Regions from separate parts of the Homo sapiens genome. Here region 1 is linked to region 2. Evidence: read pairs that join two places in POLR2A ChIA-PET (ENCODE). Cell type or tissue: PC-9. All regions are shown on one strand.

What was found. Peaks named below come from ENCODE experiments on the same cell type or tissue, not always from the same donor. Only the 100,000 strongest peaks of a DNase experiment are listed, where the experiment ranks them.
Region 1: POLR2A ChIA-PET joins it to region 2 with 30 read pairs; 2 of 35 experiments call an interaction of 5 or more read pairs at or near these places.

The regions. Positions count from the first base shown.
Region 1 is chr5:167,593,881-167,601,880 of GRCh38, reverse strand. All of the region lies in intron 4 of TENM2 (teneurin transmembrane protein 2), which reads right to left. Among named protein-coding and RNA genes, the nearest start is that of TENM2-AS4, 62 kb to the left of the region's middle. In PC-9, no CTCF peak of the experiment used is centred here; no DNase peak of the experiment used is centred here.
Region 2 is chr5:167,291,136-167,299,135 of GRCh38, reverse strand. The region is part of intron 3 of TENM2 (teneurin transmembrane protein 2); the gene reads right to left. TENM2-AS2 (TENM2 antisense RNA 2) reads left to right here. Exons shown (of 3, transcript NR_199036.1): 2 at 1,586-1,673; 3 at 2,593-2,724. Among named protein-coding and RNA genes, the nearest start is that of TENM2-AS2, 8.2 kb to the left of the region's middle. RefSeq lists enhancers at 777-1,482, 3,443-4,258, 3,283-4,482. In PC-9, no CTCF peak of the experiment used is centred here; DNase peaks (open chromatin) are centred at 3,285, 3,535 and 4,085; H3K4me3 peaks cover 821 bases; H3K27ac peaks cover 2,835 bases.

The DNA.
Region 1 (8,000 bases), 300 kb before region 2:
TGAGAATTAGAAATTGGTTGCAGTGGAATGATATTGAATACAACTCCGGGGAAAATGTGTTTGCAATTTTTACTAAGCACTAGCATAAGCAAAAGGGGAAGATTTATAGCAATAAATTATATTAATCAACTAAGTTAATACATTATCTCAGTGATTCATAGGGTAACAATAACGAATAAGAAATTGGACTTTTAAAATATCCCAACCAGGTACAGTATTCCAGACATAAATTAAAGATTAGTTTGTAATCTATGAACACACTAAAATCAAGGACATTATTTCACATTTCTTAGCAGATATCCAAAAACACAGTTACTCTCTCATGGATCTTCTTGCTCCTTGAAGCTCACGGAGTAAATGTTAAATTAAACTTGTGTATACTCTGTCCTGTTTTTATGCTGCCCAAGTGCTGTTTTCAGGTGTAAAATATATGCAAGGAATAAGATGATACATTGTAGACCAGCATTGTCCCATATGGTAATCCCTCTTGCCACTTGTGGCAGTTTAAATTAGTTGAAATTAAAGAAAATTATAAATTCAAGTCCTCAGTCACACTACCACATTTAAAGTTCTCAATAGCTAAATGTGGCTAGTGCCTACTGTCTTAGAAATGTGAGTTTAGAATGTTTTCGTCACTGTGCGACAGGACGTTCTATTGAACACTCTCCAATGGCAAGCAAGCATCTATTATACCAGGAGTAAAGAACAAGTACCAGTAGCATGCAAATTATCTAGTGGGGTTTTACATTTTTCTGTTAATTAGGTATATTGGTGCAATTACTGCCCAAATGGATTGAAAACTTCACACGGGCAGGGCTTTTCTGCTTTGCTCTTGCTGTAACCTCAGAGCCTGGCAAAAGGTCCTGCATAAAGCTGGCACTTGATAAATATTTGATGAGTGAATAAATTATGCCATGAATGTCAAATGGCGATGCCAAATAATTTGAACAAAAGTATGTTTAAGGACTAATGAAAAAGAGACAAAATGCCGTTTAGTTATATATAAAGATAAATGTCTATTTTCCACAGTCTCATCTGTCTAGGAAAAACCCAGAAATCAATTCTACCCTTAACATATGTGGATCTTCTTGCCCAGATGAGCAAATGAACCCTAACTGTATCAGTTGAGGAAACTGTGAAATTAATTGTGTTGACATCTACTTGGGCAGAAAACAGTTAACCCAGCGTGACAGGGTTATGATAGTGACTGAAAATGCCTCTGAGGCCCTAGAGAAAGAGTTGTTTTCATTTCATTATGTCTGCCTTGATAATTATAACCAACTCATCAGTCCTGAGTTGAACACCACATATAATCACTTTCCTGCATATTTTTTGAAGGAGGAAGCATAATAAGGTAAAATCTGCAGACTAATTTATGACATTTGTGGATCTATTTTCAGGAAAAGAAAAACTACAAGGCAATGGGGGATGTTAAAACTCTCTTTTAAGTAGCATAGATTTTATTTAGAACTGTCCTTAAAATTAAGAAAAACATTATTTTTTATATAGAAAAGAGCAAGTACATCACACTAAATGCTTTCTCTATTAACAAAAAAAGGTTCTAATTTGCTGCCCAAATCAATCTTCTTTAATTTCATAAACATATTTTTTTAATGTAAAAATCCAATATTCAGTTAAATGCATAGAATAAAACAGGAAATACAGGAACATACCATTAGGGAGAACATATAAGGAAAAAGTTATCAGCCTAGTCTGAACATTAACATATTTTTGCAATAAAATAGCCTTGGGAAGACTTTTTCTCCTCTGAGTTCCACGTATCCTATAAATGAAGCAAACTCCGCCTCCTGGGTTCAAGCAATTCTCCCGCCTCAGCCTCTCGAGTAGCTGGGATTACAGGTACCCACCACCACGTCTGGCTAATTTTTGTGTTTTTAGTAGAGATGGGGTTTCACCATGTTGGCCAGACTGGTCTTGAACTCCTGACATCAAGTGATCTGCCCACCTTAATCTCCCAAAGTGGGAGACTGCAGGTGTGAGCCACCGCGCCCAGCCATGAAACCTTTAACGATATTCTCAGCCACTTCACTGTGCTTTTATACTCCACAAGTCATCTGTCAGCTATCACAGAATATTTCACTAATCAAAAAGCAGTGAACAATTTTCTAAAAAATCACCAAATCTCTGTGCTAAACACAACACAAAATCAATCAAATAAACAAATAAAAAAACCCAACAAAACCATCTGGCTATTCCACTTCAGGTCATACCAGCTAAAAATGGCATTAAATAAGATTATGAGCAACATGGTAAGGGCTCTTACCCAGAGGGATTCAAAACAAGAAAACAGGTTTCTAAGTTTTGCCACGGGGACCGCCAAACTATTTTTGCTGGCAGTATTTTCCCAATGGAATCAAACTGATCCATAGAAAATTCTTCACTTCCAGTTGGTGATTTGTTCAGATATAATCAGATTTGAATTATGTGGAAGAAACAGCACTTGAGAGTTATATGGTTTATTTTTAACTCTGAAACATTAGGTTGTAGGTGGTTTTGTAAAAAAAAAATCAATTAAAATGCCCATCTGCAAATTGGGAATCTGCATTTGTTTGTGAAGTTCCTAATTTAAGAGGATTGTTCTACCCTTTCTCTTTCTCTGTCGTTGAAGATTTCATACCCTACCTAATAAGACAACACACACTCAGCCCAAAAAATTTCCCAAGCCCTACCTTAAACTGCTGATCATTTTCCGCTATAAATTCTATATACAAAGCTATGCACAAAGATACAAGAAAGCACTCTCTTTCCACTAGCCTGGGTTTCTCTCCCATACATTGTTTTGCCTTTTAATGTCTGCTTCCATGTTCCTCTACTCCAAGCATTCATTTTATAGCTCAAAAGAATGCCTAAAAAAATTTCAACTGTCTTCTCAAGTGAAACAAAGCCCTTTAATCTTTGAGGCTTTGCTAGGAGAGCGCAGTTGCTCAAATGAAGTTCAAAAGAACCCTTAATGTAAGAACTTTCGTGATGGAGGGAGTGATTAACCTGCGGTATAAATTATGCTTGTCTAACTTAATTTCCAGTTTAAGAGAATCACTTTTTTCCCCTTTACTTTGATAACTGCCAACATTTACATTATTACTCATTGCCTCCGACATTAAAAAAAAAACAAAAACAAACTCTGATCATCATACCTTTAAGTTAAAATACTAGTGACTCCAAGAGAGTAGCTGTTTGTAGGAAGGTTGTGATTAGATGTAGTTTAAATTTCACAGTAGGTTTCTGAATTGCCATAAATACTCCACACATAACTTTCATGACGGTTTTCATTTTCCAACACGGGGTCACCCACGTAATAAAGCACAGTAATACCCTTCTTCTCTAGACATCACTTGCTATCCATATTTACCCAAGCTGGCAAAATGTAGAAAGATTATTCTTTGCAGCCTTTTTAATTACCAAAATTCAAGTTGCTTTTAAAATATCATAGTCCCCCTTGAGATTTCAGGAGAGCTGGAGATCACCATGGCAATAGGAAAATGGTGCCAGCCTCATGTTGGCACCGACTTGCTACACATCTCAGGAGACTTGCACATGAGGGAGAATTGAACTTGTGTAAAAAGCAGGCACTATCCCTTCAATCCTTTATTTTGGGAACAAAATGACAAATTTCATGTTCCAGAAGGTAAATAAGAGAATGTTGTAACCATATGCCTTCCTCTAATATACACAATTAAAATGCAATATCAATCTGCTCTCCTGGTACGTAAAGTAAAAATGGAAAGTTAACAGACAGTGGCTCACATATGATGTCCATGTGCCAGATTTGCCTCACTCCTTCATGCTTCACTGGTCTCCCGTGGACCAATCTCTCTGACTCCAAGAAGGGTTAATGCAGCTAAACTCATGGAATGTGGGTGTGATGGTGTTGTATTCTGTTATTCACAGGTTTGTTCATTCATTCTTTCAGTCAACATTGCCTGTCTACTCAGAATATGCCAGGCAGTAAAGAACTATAGGTGAATAACACAGCCCAGTGGAAGCAGTATATATGTGTGCACATGCATGCACATGTGTGTATGTATATGGGTAATTATGAGAGAATGAGGTTAGTGTGGTGGGAGAGATTTGTACAGAATACTATGAAAATATGGAAATATGACATGCATATATAAGTTTGAAAGTAAGATAGCATTCAGATATTAAAGTGTGACAAAACAAATCTTAATTATAATGTAATAACATAAAATTACACATATATATTAGTAGCACTGGAATTATCATTTGTCTCTCTGCTGTCCTCTCACCTGCTCCCCACCACCCTGACTCCTTATGGTGTCAAATGCCTATTTTATCTGTTCTGTTTAAAGTGAACCACTCCCAGTATCCAAGGAAAATTTTACATGTTCTCAAAAGCTTCGTGAAAGTTACATATGGGGATGGGGCATGGTGGCTCACGCCTGTAATCCCAGCCCTTTGGGAGGCTGAGGCAGGCAGATCACTTGAGGCCGGATTGCCTGAGGTCCAGAGTTTGAGACCAGCCTGGCCAACATGGTGAAACCCTGTCTCTACTAAAAATACAAAAAATGAGCCAGGCGTGGTTGTGCATGCCTTGTAGTCCCAGCTACTCAGGAGGCTGAGGCAGGAGAATCACTTGAAACTAGGAGGTGGAGATTGCAGTGAGCTCAGATTGTGCCACTGCACTCTAGCCTGGGCAACTGAGAAAAACTTTGTCTCAAAAAAAAAAAAAAAAAGAAAAGAAAAGAAAAGAAAAGAAATATGTATGGGTGTTTATGGCAAATTTGCCCCAGCAACTCTTGTCCTAGTGTCAGTATTTGGGCCAGGAGAAATCATCATAACTCCATGTGTGTGAGGACTGAAAACTGAAGGACTGAGCTCATGAACTTTTCGCATAAGCAGCCGGATTTAGAAAAGCCAGGCTCTGAACTGTCCCCTACAGGTGCTCTTGGGACCTCCAGTTCTATCCACGTTTTGTGTCCCCCGAAGGTGAACTGATTGCTGGAGAAAACCTTTCTTCCAAACCGAATGCAGAAGTCCTAATGGAAGAAGAGTTATCTCTTGATGCCTCTGCATTTTTTTCTTTTCTTCTTTTTTTTTTTTTTTGAGGCAGAATCTAGCTCTGTCGCCCAGGTTGGAGTGCAGTGGCAAGATCTCGGCTCACTGCAAGCTCCGCCTCCCGGGTTCACAGCACTCTCCTGCCTCAGCCTCCCGAGTAGCTGGGACTACAGGCGCCTGCCACCACGCCCAGCTAATTTTTTGTGTTTTTAGTACAGACGGGGGTGTTTCACCACGTTAGCCAGGATGGTCTTGATCTCCTAACCTCGTGATCCGCCTGCCTCGGCCTCCCAAAGTGCTGGGATTACAGGCGTGAGCCACCGCGCCCGGCCTGCATTTTTATTTTTTATTTTTTACCATTAACACAGAAAATTCACTGATGAAACAATAGAAACTAGCTCAATGTGATTAATGGGAATTGGCTCAAGACATTCTTGGAACTGAGGGTTTGTAGGGAGGTCCTTGGGGGGGACAGTCCAGTAGGATGGAGAGAACAGGGTTAGACAGAGTCAAAGCCAGGCCTCCTGCTTCCGACTGTGGGGCACCGTAGACAGTATTCAGGCTTTCGGGGCCTCTGTTCCTTCATCTAGAAAATAGGGACAATATTTACTTTTCAGAGTTGTTGATGTTTACTTCAGATAATGACAGTAAACGGTCTGACACCTAATTAGCACTAATCAGTGTTGCTATTCCTGTCGCACCCCCAATAGTTGTTGAACCATCTAACATAGAACTTGCCATCATATGAAGAGGACTGGGGCATGCTGAACAAAATAGCGTTAGGAGAAAAATTCAAGTCTGAAGGGCAAAATCAAATAAGGGGGGTTAGGTTTTGCTTCCATTAACAATATCCTTAGGTAGATGTGAACATTTACACACTGAAATTACATTTAAACCAAACAGTCACTCTGTCTTTCCAGTAATCCCCATGCTTAGTGACTGCAATGAAGTTTTTCTTCCTTTATTTTATGGGGGAGGAGAGGGAAGGGAAACACGGTGGATAAAGCTTTACACAAGGCTGTTCTTGCTGAGGATTTAAACAAGGATCTATTTGTACATTACAAACAGTAAGTGCAAATACTCTTACCAACCCTAGATCTGAAGTTCAATGTCAAAACCAGCTGTTAGTTTGTGTGTCATGTTTTGATATAAGAGGCTTCCTTCCTCAGACACAAATAAGTCTGAAATTGCTAAAGGAATACTAAACAACTAACGAAATCCAAATGGCTCTCTATTTATTCTCCTCAATGAGAACAGCAATACAAGACGTATCTCATGAATACTTGAGGGCTAGTATTTTTTGAGAAAGTAATTGGATTGAAAATTAATCTTTTGTTTCAGAATAGGTCTGTTTGCTGTGAATCTTGCTGAGGTTAGACTTCATGTCAAAAACCTTGATCATGGGACAAAATCCAGTCAGTTTCATCTCCTCCATCATCCCAATTTGCTGAGTAAGTCATTTTCTTTCTCTGGGCCTCGGTTTCCTCTTATTTCAAAAGCCAGCTTTGGGCTCGATATTTCTTGGCACCTTAAGAGTTTCTGTGGTTCTAAATGACTAACAAAGGTAAAAAGTAATTTTACATCTTATAGTCTTTTGATTCCATTTTACTGACATTTCTTCTGATTGTCTCTTTCCCTGGTAGCTTTTCCCTCCTTTTCCCTTTTTAATAAGTGAGAGGCTGTCTTGAGAGACAGTAGCTGCTCATGTAAAAGAAGATTTATCTGATAATAAGGTGAGATGATTATCTTAAAACCTTGAAACTGATGTTCTCCAAATGAAGAACCCAGAAAGGGCTGCTTGATTTTGCACTGATCAGTCCTGGCAGTTTCAAATGAGTAATTTTAGTTGCAGGACCATTAGAAGATTTGGAAACATTCTATTTTCATTTGAGCTGGGGTCAGGACAAACATAATGCATTTCAAACTGCCAGAAACAATCAACCTTTCACTTCCTAATCTGTGTTTGTAAGTAAAATTGCAAGGGCTTTGGTGTATCAAAAATAGTGTGGCATAAGTGAACGGATCAGATTTTCCTCTTAGTCATCTGGGATAACATATGATCGAAGACAGACAATCCCCGCTTGAGGTTAGTTCTTTCTATTTGAAAAGACACCAAAGTGCACAATCCTCTCTCCTTTGCTATCTGAATCCCTGACCCTATAAAGATAAATGACAAAGAATGCCTCAAAATTGCGATTACATTACAAACATTCAATTCTGATTCTAGGCTTTAAAGATTGCTCTTTTTAACAAATAAAAACATTGTAATTTACATTAAACAAAACATGGAAATTACATATCTGTACAGAAGGACAGTTGGATGCAAACACTATTTCTAAATTGAATGTCCTGATAGAATCTGATTTCCAATATCTAGAAGAGAGATTTGTTTCATGACAACCCACATTTCTAGAGCCATATTCAGCTACTACATTGCCATGTGGGTTAGACTAAGCATTATATTTTTGTAGATTATATGTTTTAAAGATTAAAATAAAATACCATGTGCTTTCTCAAATTTGCATCTCACATATTGCATTTAGGTGCAAAGTCTGATGTTATCTATCAATGGGGAATACAACTTCTATGGCTAAAGACAGAAGGAACAGAAAGCTGACACCTGGCATTGTATCATATGATCTTAATACAGTTTAATTTTAGTAGTGGGTGCATCAAGCCAGATTTCCAATCCACTGACATATTTAAGGAATTTGAGTTTTTCTTAAATACTGTATATTTTTAAATTGCTTCAATTTTATACAATGTTCATTTCCATCAAGCAGGGAACATACAACTTAAAGAATGTTCATGAAAAGAGTCTAAGTATGCATGAGGAACATCACATTTCAGCAAAGACAGGTACCTCAGTCATCTCTAAATCTACATGTGGTTGTCACCCAATGACAGCTGCATGATATTACTAGCATGTTTTGCCCACAACATGGATATTTCACTGAGGCGAG
Region 2 (8,000 bases):
TCCTTTAAAAACACACCTCACCAGGCTCAGCCACCAACTTAAAAAGGACTGGACAATACTTTTACCACTTTCCCTTCTCAGAAGTCAGGCCTGTCCTCGGAATGCTACAGGGTACAGCCCATTTGAGCTCCTGTATGGACGCTCCTTTTTATTAAGCCCCAGTCTCAGTCCAGACACCAGACCAACTCGGACTGTGCCCCCAAAAACTTGTCATCCCTACTATCTTCTGTCTAGTCACACTCCTATTCACCGTTCTCAACTACTCATACATGCCCTGCTCTTGTTTACACTGCCAGTTTACACTGTTTCTCCAAGCCATCACAGCTGATACCTCCTCGTGCTATCCCCAAACTGCCACTCTTAACTCTTAAAGTAAATAAATAATCTTTGCTGGCAGGACTATGCTGAATCTCCTTAGGCACTCTCTAATTAGATGCCCTGGGTCCTCCCAATTCTTAGACCTTTAATACCTGTTTTTCTCCTTCTCTTATTCCATTTAGTTTTTGGGTTTTTTGTTTGTTTGTTTGTTTTTTTGAGACGGAGTCTCGCTGTCGCCCAGGCTGGAGTGCAGTGGCACGATCTCGGCTCACTGCAGGCTCCGCCCCCTGGGGTTTACGCCATTCTCCTGCCTCAGCCTCCCGAGTAGCTGGGACTTCAGGCGCCCGCCACCTCGCCCGGCTAATTTTTTGTATTTTTAGTAAAGAAGGGGTTTCACCGTGTTAGCCAGGATGGTCTCAATCTCCTGACCTCGTGATCCGCCCCCCTCGGCCTCCCGAAGTGCTGGGATTACAGGCGTGAGCCACCGCACCCGGCCCCATTTAGTTTTTCAATTCATACAAAACCATATCCAGGCCATCACCAATAATTCTAAATGACAAATGTTTCTTCTAACAACCCCACAATATCACCCCTTACCACAAAATCTTCCTTCAGCTTAATCTCTCCCACTCTAGGTTCCCACGCCGCCCCAATCCCGCTCGAGGCAGCCCTGAGAAACGTCGCCCATTATCTCTCCATCCCACCCCCAAAAATTTTCCCCAACATTTTACCACTATTTCATTTTATTTTTCTTATTAATATAAGAAGACAGGAATGTCAGGCCTCTGAGCCCAAGCTAAGCCATCATATCCCCTGTGACCTGCACGTACACATCCAGATGGCCGGTTCCTGCCTTAACTGATGACATTCCACCACAAAAGAAATGAAAATGGCCTGTTCCTGCCTTAACTGATGACATTATCTTGTGAAATTCCTTCTCCTGGCTCATCCTGGCTCAAAAGCTCCCCTACTGAACACCCTGTGACCCCCACTCCAGCCCACCAGAGAACAACCCCCCTTTGACTGTAATTTTCCTTTACCTACCCAAATCTTATAAAATGGCCCCACCCCTATCTCCCTTTGCTGACTCTCTTTTCAGACTCAGCCCGCCTGCACCCAGGTGAAATAAACAGCCTTGTTACTCACACAAAGCCTGTTTGGTGGTCTCTTCACATGGATGCGCATGAAACCCACTATTTTAACAGAATCTTTCCCTACTGACTTCATCTTTCAACATAAATGTAACTTGATCATTTTCTTCCAATAGTAGGTCCAGATTCATCATTACTGCTTTGACTTTGAAGACGTTGGATCAATTAACATAATCAACTGTTACCTGTTACATTCCAAGCCAGGTACTCAAATTAAAACCTCACTTTTAATGTTTGACACAATGTGGGCTGAGAAGCAGGGGTGCCAGAAGAATCAGTCCACCTGCTTCTTCTGACTCAGAAACAAGGAGATGGACTATGGCACCAAGGGCTTGCAATGCCTAATACACCAGCAAATGATTACTCGATAGTGGTTTAGAAACACTACATAATGAGCTTCGGTTATATTGCATTTATTAACCTAAACCCCTGAAGAATCAAAAGACTCTATTATGAGCTTCTGAGTGAAAAGTGAGATTCTAAGTCACTATGCTAAGTATGAGGTCCTATAAGCTTGAAATGTCATCAGTTACCAAAGAAATATTATATTCTATAGAGTATGTCCTTTTGCACTCAAATCCCTTGAGACATTTTATTTATATAAAGATTTGGTTTTAAAAAATGCTGATGCCTGGGTCCTCCCTGCCACAGATTGGGATTTAATTGGTCTTGGGTGAGACTAGGACATGCAGACTTTTCAGAACTGCCCAGGAGAGTCCAATGAGTCACCACTGGTCTAGAAACAAAAATGACATGGACTGTGGCCACAGTCATTGTCCCCTTACTGCTCAGCTAGGACAACTCAGCACTTTGCTGTAGCCTCCCTGCTGTTCAGTCTCTGGGTTTGTGAAACAGAAAGTGTTAACTGGGTCAGCTCTTTGCAGAGCTTTTGCAGGGCAGACAAATGGAGTCAGAGTGCAAGCATTAAATGAAATGTCACTGTAAACTAGGAAGAATTTGAACCCAAAGCTGCCGCCAGGCAAACAGGGGTCTTTTGACAGCTGTTGGTGTCACCTGAACTTGCAGTCATTTTGAGAGGGATTTGTTTGGCCTATGGATACTTATCCTGCAGTTGACTGGATTTTATTTATTTATTTTCTTTCTTTCTTTTTTTCTTTTTGAGGACATTAAAGTAGTATGCCTCCCTTCCATCAATGCTCCAGTTGCAGCCAATATGTCCATTGAAACTAACTTAACTCGCTGGAACTACTCTCTAAATAAATTCACCATTTTGGTTCAAAGTGCTACAAACAAATTCAGTGCTTTCATTCCCCGTACATGGATCCGACTTTAACTGCACAAGGACAGAAGGAGAAGCACATATTATGAGGTGGCAGTGGACATGTGGGAATTTGAAAGAAAGTGCTTCAGACTATTTTTAAACTGAAATGTATCCCACTGGGACCGCAATTGCCCAGTGCCGACTATTCATAAATCAGGGTGAACACAAAGAGGCTTCACATTTTGTGGGTCTGGCCGAAGAGAAAGATCTGGGAAAGGAAGGAGAATCACAGATTTAGTTGAGTGAGAATGCATCAGAGCCCATCTGACTTTTCTCTGTGTTTTGTGTTTTTTTTCTTTTCCCCCCTCATTCTTGAAAAGATTTTTCTGTCTTGGAGAAAATGCATTAAACATAATGCTGATAGTACCTTTGGTAAAATATTCCAAATGTTATAAAAGTCTGTTGGACCTTATTAAATAAGTCTATATTACACTTATTTTTAATATTGTGGTGCACACTCAGTATTTGTTCTGATCATTCCCAGCAGAGATTTATTACTAAAGTAGATCTGACTTGAGGTTGAGTGGAAAGGAAGGCAGTCAGTGCAGGAGGAATATTGAGTAACTTGGTGGTGTGAGAGAGTTTGGCTGCAGCAGAGAAAAAGGGAGCTTGTGAGATGTGCATGCCAATTAAGGTGCTCAAGAAATGAACATGTATTCATTTCGAGTACACGCTAGCCCCTTCCTCTTCATATGTCCCTAGGGATGCTTCTGGAATTGCCAGAGCTGAAAATTAAATTATAAACCTAAAACATGACATTGAAAATGTAATGTCTCCTTTGATAATATCAGTGTGATGATTCATCAGTGGGTGGGGCAGTGCCACTCCTGGACACAGATTGTAAAGCATGGTAAGGCTGATCCTGGCAATTCTTCCGTCTCTCACTGTGCAGTTTTCCCAAAGGTTCTGGTCAGAAAGGCATCCCTGCACAGATCACATATGCACCAAAGCCCTCCTATACATACCGCAGAGTAGACAGCTGCAGAGACTTAACTGCAACATGTGGCACCAGCCAAGAGAAGCTGATAATATTGCATCACCAATAATCAGAAAAAGGAACTGTTAGTGCAACTCAACATGCTAGTGTCAGAGTAAATGGCAGAAAAGTTGTAAGTTGGCATTTCAAAATGTGAGATTTGACATTGTCATGCTGGACAGACATACCATCCACATTTTCTAAGTAGAGTCTGTTTCTGAGCTGTGCTTTCCATTTTTCTCATTAGAACAGGAAACAAGCCACTAAAAAGAGCAAATTCCCTGGTAGTTGCATCTATGAGTCAGAGCACAAAACTGCAGAGCCCTTTGTTTATTTCCCTATTCATAGGAGTCATAGAATCCATGTGCTATGTATGCTGAGTCACTCATCAAGAGAATAATAACAACAATAACAACCCATTAAGGGCTATAAAAATTCAGAGGGCAGGAAGCTTCACCAAAGACGTGAACCACAGGTCACACCCTGTGGGATGAATAGATTTGCAATAGGCAGAGAGGTATTCCACAAGAAAAAAATAGACATAGGAAGATCCGTGATATTTTTGCAATTGTGAGAGCTTTCAGAGGTTTGGCATATAAAATAAAGGCCTGAGAGGAATAGGACTGGTGTAAGACAGAAGGCAGAAACGGGGCCTGTGGCAAACTGAAATGTGAATAGACTGGCACTTGATTCAAAATTCTAAAGAAATCCATAGGCCAAATAAAACCTATCTAGGGGCCGAATATGTCCTATGTACATTAATTTTGTGGCCTCTGATTTAGGGGACATAAAGGAGGTCAACTCTGAGTGGTGGGATGGGGAATAAAACTCGCCCTGTGGAATGACAGGTCAAGTTTGCACTGAGTGAATAGCACATGTAAAGGAAAGTAAGGTGTTCTTTTTTTTCCCCCACTTGTTTCACAGGATTTTCTTCCCCTTCCTATTCCTTGAGTACCTGCACTGTCATGTGAACTTCTTATTTCTCTTCCTTGTACATTTTTTTCTCAGATGATCATACCAAGTCCCATGAAATTATTAGCTGTCAACTGCTAAATCTTTATCCAGCTCAAGCCTCTCTCCAGAATTTCAAGACTGGACAGCCACAGCCTATTAGACATCTGCACATGGAGAGCCTACAGGATACCTCCAATTCAAAAGGTTGACAGTTACCTATCCCATCTAACCCACAAACCAGGCCATCCTCTGTCTCAAGCCCTGGGGATTGATGGTAACATCTTGTCAGTTGCCATAACCAGAAACTTCAGGGATGTCCTTGACTTTTCTTTTTTTGCTTAGCCTGCTTACCCCATCAGTTGCAAGAAAGTATTGTTTCTATCTTCCAAACGTACTCAGCTTTGCAAATAAAGTTACCATTGGCAGGGATAAAACACACACTCAGTTGAACACACACACACACACACACACACACACAGAACTCACATCTACTTAGAGTCTCTGATTTATTTAGTCCATGATAGAGAACAAACAATGGTATCATGGTCCACACAGAGAAGGGGCAGATGCAGCATAATCTCTTCTCTATTTTTTCCTTGCCTGGGATCCGTATGAAGTGCTCTGTAGCTGGTGCTACCCTTTGCATAGGCAGGAATCTAACAAATTTTAAAAAAAAATCCAAATTTTTGTTGCAACACTACATTTTTTATACTTAGGTTTATGTCCAACATTCCAGAAGAACCTGAACTAACAATCTATGTACTTCCACTTAAGGGGTTATTTGCAAGCGTTGACCTTTCCTGGCTCTTTAAGTAAACTCAGCATCAGAAAGGCAATATTCTCTTTCCAAGAGAAAAAAGCAGTCAATGCCCAGGAGTCTCAGAACAGTATATCTGCCTCCACTTTTAAGGTATCCTAAAAAGCCAACAATCAGGGGCCAGGTGCGGTGGCTCATGCCTGTAATCCCAGCACTTTGGAAGCCCGAGGCGGGTGGATCACCTAAGATCAGGAGTTTGAGAACAGCCTGACCAACATGGAGAAACCCCGTCTCTACTAAAAAATACAAAAAAAAAAAAAAAAAAAAAATTAGCCGGACATGGTGACGCATCCCTGTAATGCCAGCTACTTGGGAGGCTGAGGCAGGAGAATCGCTTGAACCTGGGAGGCGGAGATTGCTGTGAGCAGAGATTGCACCATTGCACTCCAGCCTGGGCAACAAGAGTGAAGCTCTGCCTTAAAACAAACAAACAAACAAAAAAGCCAACACTCTTTTTATCTCAATAACATTTCTCAAACAATCTCTGCTATCCTAGTTCAGGCCACCAGGCTCCCTTGCTTAGATGAAGACACAACCTCTAACTGACCATCTTTCCTCTCTCCACAAGCTGAAACCAGCACTGTCTCCCTGAAATGTCTTCATGACTGTCTCTCTCTGCCACTCTAGCTCATCCAACCTACACTTCTTTGACATCCTTGGAACAACAAAATGTAGTCACCTCTGGGCCTTTGCACATGCCATGACTCTTGCCTGAACACTGTCTTGCCTCTTTGATTGTCCAACCTCCTCCCCATCCCTCAAATGTATGCAGGAATGCCACAATTTCTGGGATGCCATTCCGGACATAAATCTGGGTTAGAGGTCTCTCCAAAACCATCCAATATTATCCCTTTTGTAGTGTTTTTTATAAGGTACCTAGTTACATATCTGTTATATCTTACCATTTTAAAACTGCCAGGTTCTGTGAGGTTAGAAACCATGTTTACCTTTTTTTATTGTTGTGTCCCACAAATTGCAGTTGCCTTTTAGGAACCCCTGAAATATTTTTGAATCAATTTGAGGGAAGTGGGAAAAATAAGGCCGTGTTTTAAAAACTCAAAACTATCCATGTTATGGAAAACATGCCAGAGGAAAGAATTAGGGAAGGAGGCGATTGAAATGCTCAAGCAATTGTCCAGTGTTGAAATATTGGAAGCTGCCCATGGAATGAGAAACTTGAAACTGAGATAAATGAAGCAGGAATAATAGGTGTGATGTGGTAAACATCAATATAAAGGATCAAGAAAAAAGAGGCTTGGAAGACTTTATCTAAAATGCAAGGCTGTGATACCATTCCCCAAAGCTGAGAAATGAAAAACGGAAACAAATTTTGAGGGAAAGACAATTAAATTTCCCACTTGGATATGTAAAGATAAAATATTCCAAGGCCCAGTAGCAAAGTGGATGTGAAGCTTATAATATGGTTTGGCTGTGTCCCCACTCAAATCTCATCTTGAATTGTAGCTCCCATAATCCCCATGTGTGATGGGAGGGACCTGGTGGGAGGTAATTGAATCATGGGGGTAAGTTTTTCCCATGCTGTTCTCATGATAGTGAATAAGTCTCATGAGATTTGATGGTTTTATGAAGGGCAGTTCCTCTGTACAGGTGCTCTTCCCTGCCGCCATGTAAGATGTGCCTTTGCTCCTCCTTTGCCTTCTACCATGATTGTGAGGCCTCCCAGCCATGTGGAACTGTAAGTCCATTAAACCTCTTTTTCCTTATAAATTACCCAGTCTCAGGTATGTCTTTATTAGCAGTGTGAGAATGGACCAATACAGCTTAGATAGACTACAGAAAGGAAGCCTTAAACTTCAGCCTCACTAGCATTAGGAGCATTTGTTATCAGGCCAGTTAGTGTTTACAGTCTACTGCAGCTATCAGAGTCTTTCTTTCCTGTGCGGAATTCATTCCATCAGGTTTAGGAGGCACTCACTGTAAGCTATCTCCAAGCACAGGATAAACCTACATCCAAGATGTGGCCAGCTACAGCCGTAAAATGGTAGATATAGGTATCATCAGCATGTGTCCCATGCCAGGCCAGCCTGAATATCTACCTGGAGAATATTCTGCTGAAAACAGCAAAATAAACCCCAACCATATATATAAACAAGGGACTCTTTCCAGTGATGTTACCAAATGAGAAAATGTGAGAGTGGGGGTAATCAGCAGACATCTTCAAAGAGATCGCTCCAAAGAATAAAGCCAATATATGAGAATGAGAATCTTGTGAGAGATGATAAGTGTGAGGGCAGATGCTTTCTTAGATTACTGGTGATGTCTGCCAAAACATTACCCTTTCAAGTAAGCTAATTTGAACTGGGATACTATTGTTTGTAAATGAAAAAGTTTTCAGAAGCAGAAATAGTGGCCACTGAAGTCATATGAATAAGAGTGTTCTAAAGAAAGTGCTATGGAGAAGAAGAGTATAGGATTAGGGTGAAACTCTGGGGAATTTCCACTGAGAAAGAGCAGGAGAAGGAAGGTAATTCAAAGAAAGTT